2 separate regions of the Homo sapiens genome follow, and region 2 is linked to region 1. A link is an interaction called in ENCODE POLR2A ChIA-PET data of the cell type or tissue named here. Cell type or tissue: Panc1. All regions are shown on one strand. Each heading gives the region's core, and the rest is flanking DNA. Links, peaks and the distances in the headings are about the cores only. Region 1 overlaps SPHK2 (sphingosine kinase 2). Region 2 has its middle 5.3 kb from the start of FUT2.

The links. Peaks named below come from ENCODE experiments on the same cell type or tissue, not always from the same donor. Only the 100,000 strongest peaks of a DNase experiment are listed, where the experiment ranks them.
Region 2: POLR2A ChIA-PET joins it to region 1 with 6 read pairs; 6 of 35 experiments call an interaction of 5 or more read pairs at or near these places.

Annotation. Positions count from the first base shown.
Region 1 is chr19:48,623,467-48,626,339 of GRCh38, reverse strand. SPHK2 (sphingosine kinase 2) reads right to left here. Exons shown (of 7, transcript NM_020126.5): 3 at 1-449. Among named protein-coding and RNA genes, the nearest start is that of SPHK2, 5.4 kb to the right of the region's middle. RefSeq lists a silencer at 1,937-2,176. In Panc1, for the core only: no CTCF peak of the experiment used is centred there; no DNase peak of the experiment used is centred there; H3K4me3 peaks cover 723 bases; H3K27ac peaks cover 277 bases.
Region 2 is chr19:48,689,260-48,692,161 of GRCh38, reverse strand. No RefSeq gene overlaps it. Among named protein-coding and RNA genes, the nearest start is that of FUT2, 5.3 kb to the left of the region's middle. In Panc1, for the core only: no CTCF peak of the experiment used is centred there; no DNase peak of the experiment used is centred there.

The DNA of each region.
Region 1 (2,873 bases), core at 1-2,500:
CCTCGGAGCAGACAGGTGAGGGCAGTGGCCCAGCGCTGGGCCTCGGCACGGTTCTCTTCGTAGGTGGCGGCCCCATCTGCCCGGAAGGTGCGAGTGGCTCTGCGCCGGGCCCCGCGCCGGCCCCGAGGGTAGGTGTAGATGCAGAAGTAGGCCGCTGAGTCTGAGGGGCTGCGGCTTCGCAGGGTGCAGCAGCCTGAGACCTCGGCCAACGGGACCAGGCCACCCCGGGGCCTGGCTTCAGGTTTGGGGCGCAGCCGCTGTATGTGCAGGGCCTGCGATGTAAGGGTGAGGGCAAAGCGTGGGCCTCGGGCTGGGTAGGAGCCAAACTCGCCATGGAGGAGCGGGGTGCTGGCAGCCAGTGGCGGTGGGGGCGGGGCCATGGCCTTAGCCCTGACCAGGGTGCTCCTAGGCCCGTGGCCCCAGCTCCCGGTCAGCTCCTGGTCTGGCCTCTGTGGGAAGGGAGGAGAGAAGGGGTGAGAATTCAGGACCCCATGGCAGGGGCAGGGAGGGGCAGGGGCTGTGGACAGGAGGAGACAATGAGGGGCAGTGGCAGGTGAGACAGGAGCATCAGAGACAGACAGGCTCAGACAGGTGTGGGCAGACCTTGAGGATGCGGGACAGAGGCCAGCATCCCAGAGGGGGCCGGAGACCCGGGCATGCAAACATCCAATCATTTATTCCCCAGTAAGTATTCAGTACCCTTTATGTGCCAATCACGGTGCTAGGCCTAGCAAACACAGCAGGAGACAAAATAGCCCCAAATCCTTGCCTTCATAGGAATAGATAAACAAGAGAAAGGATTGAAATATACAGGTGGTTGGGTGATGATAACGGGCTTTGGGGGAAAAGAAGGCACAGGAAGGGGAATGGATAGTGGGATTGGATATGCAGAAACAGACATGCAAAGACTGAAAGACACACCTCCCCGACACCCCCACCCCCCATACGGTGCAGTGGGTAAAACAGCAAAACAATCACAAACGCAATAGAGATAGGGTCTGAGAGCCAGAGAAACACTGAGAGGAGACAAACAGGGTCAATGAGGTGAAACTCAGGCGATGAAAGATACTTAAGAGAGTAAGACTTTTTCACCCCAACGAGAAAGGCAAGACAGAGTGGAAGGGAGAGCAAATAGGAGGGGTACGAGGCAGGCATGGAGACAGCTGGAGAGAAGGGATATGACAGGGACTACGGGGTCCGAGAGGAGCCACATGCGAGCGCCTGCAAGGGGCAGGGGCCAAGAGCTGGTCCCTGAGCACTGACCTGGGTGTCTGGCCGCCTGCTCTCCAGGGAGCGGGTGGGAGCAGGACTGAGGTCCCTTCCCCACAGGCCCTCTCCCTGCCCTCTGCCCGGATTCTGCCTCCTCCTTTCGCTCACCTTTGTTCCCCACTGCCCCGCCCAGCCACCTGCCAGTCCTGCCCCTCACATTCCCCAGGCCCAGAGCGCCAGGACAGCCCCCCACCCCCCACCGCCTGTGGACTCACCCTTAGGAACTACATCTGCCCCCCTATCCCCAGCGGCTCTCTCGGGTCCAGGACGTCTGCTTCACCCCCAAACCTGCCCTGGCCCCATTATGGGAACCTCAAATCAGGTTCAAGCACAGAGCCCTAGATGTCCTCCAGTCTTGGGCCTGGGTCTCTGTCCCTGGGTCCCCGAGACCTGGACCTGGGTCTCCATCCATTGGTCCCCAATCCATAGGCCTGCGTGTCTGGCCCTGGGCCCCCAAACCGCCATCCGCACTCTTATTTCCAGAACCCAGTCCCAGGCCTGGCTGGGTTCAGTCCTGGCCCAGGTTTTCCATTTCCATCTCCCACCCCGGTGCCCCAGTCCCGGGCCTGAGTCTCTGTTCCTCTTGGTCCCTCAGTCCCCTAGACTCCGGTCCCTGCCCCGACCCCCGCACCCTCCTCACACGCCGGGTCCTCCTCCAGGCGGTCCCGCAAGTCAGCACCAACAGCCCCCATCAGACCTAGGGGTGGGGGGAGGGTGTGCATCCGCTCAGCCAATGGCCGTGCAGCCGGCCTGGGCCGCACCAATACGAGGGCGCGGGGGGTGGAGCCAGTCAGCTCGCGAGCTTGGTGCAGGGACCGGCCGCGGGAGAGGCCGAGAGCTGGGCGGGGCCTCGCGCTTCGGGAGACTGGCCGCCATCGTGGGTGAGGGCCGACGCGCAGCGGAGACGACGTCGCGGCCCCATAGACAGCGCCGTTGTCGCCATCTTTGTTAAGGGAGAGTGGGCCTGTCTCATCCATTGAATTCACAAAAGAAAAGGGGCGTGAGGGAGGAGGTCTTTAGCTGCAAAGACAGAGACTCTAACACGCGTAACAAAGGCCCAGAGATCCGATCCAGACACAGAGCAAGGCAGAGACCCACAGAGGTTGGATGAGGCAATAAGAGAGCTGGGAGGAGAGGGAGAGTGGGGAAAGTGAAGGATACTTTTTTTTCGGACAGTTACAGAGTCAGAGAGACCCAGAGAAAAGCAGAGATATAAACAAGAGACCAAAACAGTGGGATTGAGAATGTGCAAGGTAAGGATACAAGAAAACCCTGAAAATGACAGACACGGAGACAGATGGAGACAGACACTTCTGGAATGGAAGCCGCGAAGGAGAGGCTCATTAATTCAGACTTATTTATCTCAGGCTCAAACCAGAATGGAAGCGGCATGAGATAAACATCTGCCCAGTGAATGAACCAGTCACATGGCAAGACAGAGACAGAGAGATGGGGACAGTATCTCTAGGTCAAAGGTGAGGGAGGGAGAGAATATTGGAAGCCCAGGGGCTGGGAGGAACTGGGACAGAAAGTGAAGATGTTGACAGATGCACCGAGGCAAAGACATGGTGAAATTGAAAGAAAGGCAAGTATATATTAGGAGA
Region 2 (2,902 bases), core at 126-2,625, 66 kb before region 1:
CAGAGGCGGGGTGGGGTGGAGGTTTCAGTGTTCCGAGATCGCACCACTGCACTCCAGCCTGGGCAAAAGAGCAAGACTCTGTCTAAAACAAACAAACAAACAAAACAAACAAAAAACCAACAACAACAACAACAAAAAATGGAGATCGTGAGCAGAATGACAGCATTTTGCATACAAAGGCTAACATACAGTTATAAGATTAGATTGACAGTTATAAAAGATTAGATTAGGTGCAGTGGCTCACACCTGTAATCCCAGCACTTTGAGAGGGTGGCGGGCTGATCATGAGGTCAGGAGTTTGAGAACAGCCTGGCCAACCCTGGTGAAATCCTGTCTCTACTAGATACAAAAAATTAGCCGGGCATGGTGGCTGTGCCTGTAATCCCAGCTACTCGGGAGGCTGAAGCAGAATTGCTTGAACCTGGGAGGCAGAGGTTGCACTGAGCCAATATCGTGCCATTGCACTCCAGCCTGGGTGACAGGGTGAGACTCCATCTCAAAAAACAAAACGAAAAAAAGGCCGGGCACGGTGGCTCACGCCTATAATCCCACCCAGCACTTTGGGAGGCTGAGGTGGGCGGATCATGAGGTCAAGAGATCGAGACCGTCGTGGCTAACATGGTGAAACCCCCATCTCTACTAAAAATTTAAAAAAAATTTTTTTAAATTAGCTGGGCATGGTGGCGGGCACCTGTAGTCCCAGCTACTCGGGAGGCTGAGGCAGGAGAATGGCGTGAACCCGGGAGGCAGAGCTTTCAGTGAGCTGAGATCACGCCACTGCACTCCAGCCTGGGCGACAGAGCGAGACTCCGTCTCAAAAAGAAAAAAAATTGTAGGCCGGGCACAGTGGCTCATGCCTGTAATCCCAGCACTTTGGGAGGCCGAGGTGGGCAGATTATGAAGTCAGGAGATCGAGACCATCCTGGCTAACATGGTGAAACCCCGTCTCTACTAAAACTACAAAAAGTAGCCAGGCGTGGTGGTGGGCGCCTGTAGTCCCACCTACTCAGGAGGCTTAGGCAGAAGAATGGTGTGAACCCGGGAGGTAGAGCTTGCAGTGAGCCAAGATCGAGCCACTTGCACTCCAGCCTGGGCTACAGAGCGAGACTTGTCTCAAAAAAAAAAAAAAAAAAAGAAAAAGAAAAAAGAAAGAAATTTACTCTTTCTGGACGGGCGGGGTGAGGTGGCTCACGCCTATAATCACAGCACTTTGGGAGGCCGAGGCAGGTGAATCATGTGAGGGCTGAAGTTCGAGAGCAGCCTGGGCAACATAGTAAAACCCTGTGCCTACAAAAAATGCAAAAATTAGCTGGGCATGGTGGTGCACATCTGTAATCCCATCTATTCAGAAGGCTGAGGAATGAGAATCACTTGAGCCCAGGAGGCAGAGGTTGCAGTGAGCTGAGATCGCACCACTGCACTCCAGCCTGGGTGACAGGGCAAGACTCGGTCTCAAAAAAAATGTTTTTAAAGGCCTGGCACGGTGGCTCATGCCTGTAATCCCAGCACTTTGGGAGGCCGAGGCAGGCGGATCACCTGAGGTCAGGAGTTCAAGACCAGCCTGGCTAACGTGGTGAAACTGTCTTCCACTAAAAATACAAAAAAGTAACCGAGCTTGGTGGCATGCGCCTGTAATACCAGCTGCTTGGGAGGGTGAAGCAGGAGAATCGCTTGAACTCAGGAGGGGTGGCTGCAGTGAGCTGAAATCATGCCACTGTACTTCAGCTTGGGCAACAGGAGGGAAACTCCATCTCAAATAAAAAGAAAAGAAAGTTTATTCTTTCTGAGAGCCCCTACCCATCAGGGTTTCATCTGCATTAAAAGACAGCCCTCCGTAGCCAGGCCTTTCTTCTCTCTCTTCCATAACCTGTCTCACCAGTCTCCAAGTCCTGATTCTTCTTTAACCTCAGAGTGATATAAAAACTTCGTCGGGCACGGTGGCTCAGCCAGGCACGGTGGCTCACGCCTGTAATCCCAGCACTTTGGGAGGCTGAGGCGGGCGGATCACTTGAGGTCGGCAGTTCGAAACCAGCCTGACCAACATGGAGAAATCCCATCTCTACTAAAAATACAAAATTAGCCGGGCATGGTGGCGCATGCCTGTAATCTCAGCTATTCAGGAGGCTGAGGAGGGAGAATCGCTTGAACCCGGGAGGCAGGGGTTGTGGTGAGCCGAGATCGCACCATTGCACTCCAGCCTGGGGAACAAGAGTGAAACTCTGTCTCAAAAAACAACTTCAGCTATCTGGCCCTTTCTCTGAGTTTGCGTATTTTCTGTGAGTCCTGTGTGCACATGATAAAATGTGTATTCCTTTCTCCTGCTATCTGGCTATTATTAGTTTGATTTATATAGACTCAAATGTTTTAACCTCCAGGGGAAACATTTTAACTTCCCCGCAGTTCTGGCACTGTGAGCAGGATGCAAATCAAATCACTCTTGTTTCGGAGCCTACAGATGGTTTTCTGGGACAAATGATAAATAGCTGGCAGAAAAAGGTGAGATTTCTTACCAGCTCCTTGGATCTCTGCCTGTGGGACCCGGTCCAGTAAAGGTGGTAAAAGTCTTGGTTTTTTTCCCTTTCCAAAACTGGATTAACGGGAAAAAACGTATGTGAACCAGTTTGCTTATAAAATAAATTGATGGGCCGAGTGTGGTGACTCATGCCTGTAATCCCAGCACTGTGGGAGGCTGAGGCTGAAGGATCGCTTGAGGCCAGGAGTTCAAGAGCACCCTGGACAACACAGCAAGAGCCATCTCTGCCAAAATTTTATTTATTATTATTTTATTTATTTTTATTTATTTATTTATTCCAAGACAGAGTTTCCCTCTTGTTGCCCAGGCTGGAGTACAATGGCACAATCTCGGCTCACTGCAACCTCTGCCACCCAGGTTCTAGCGATT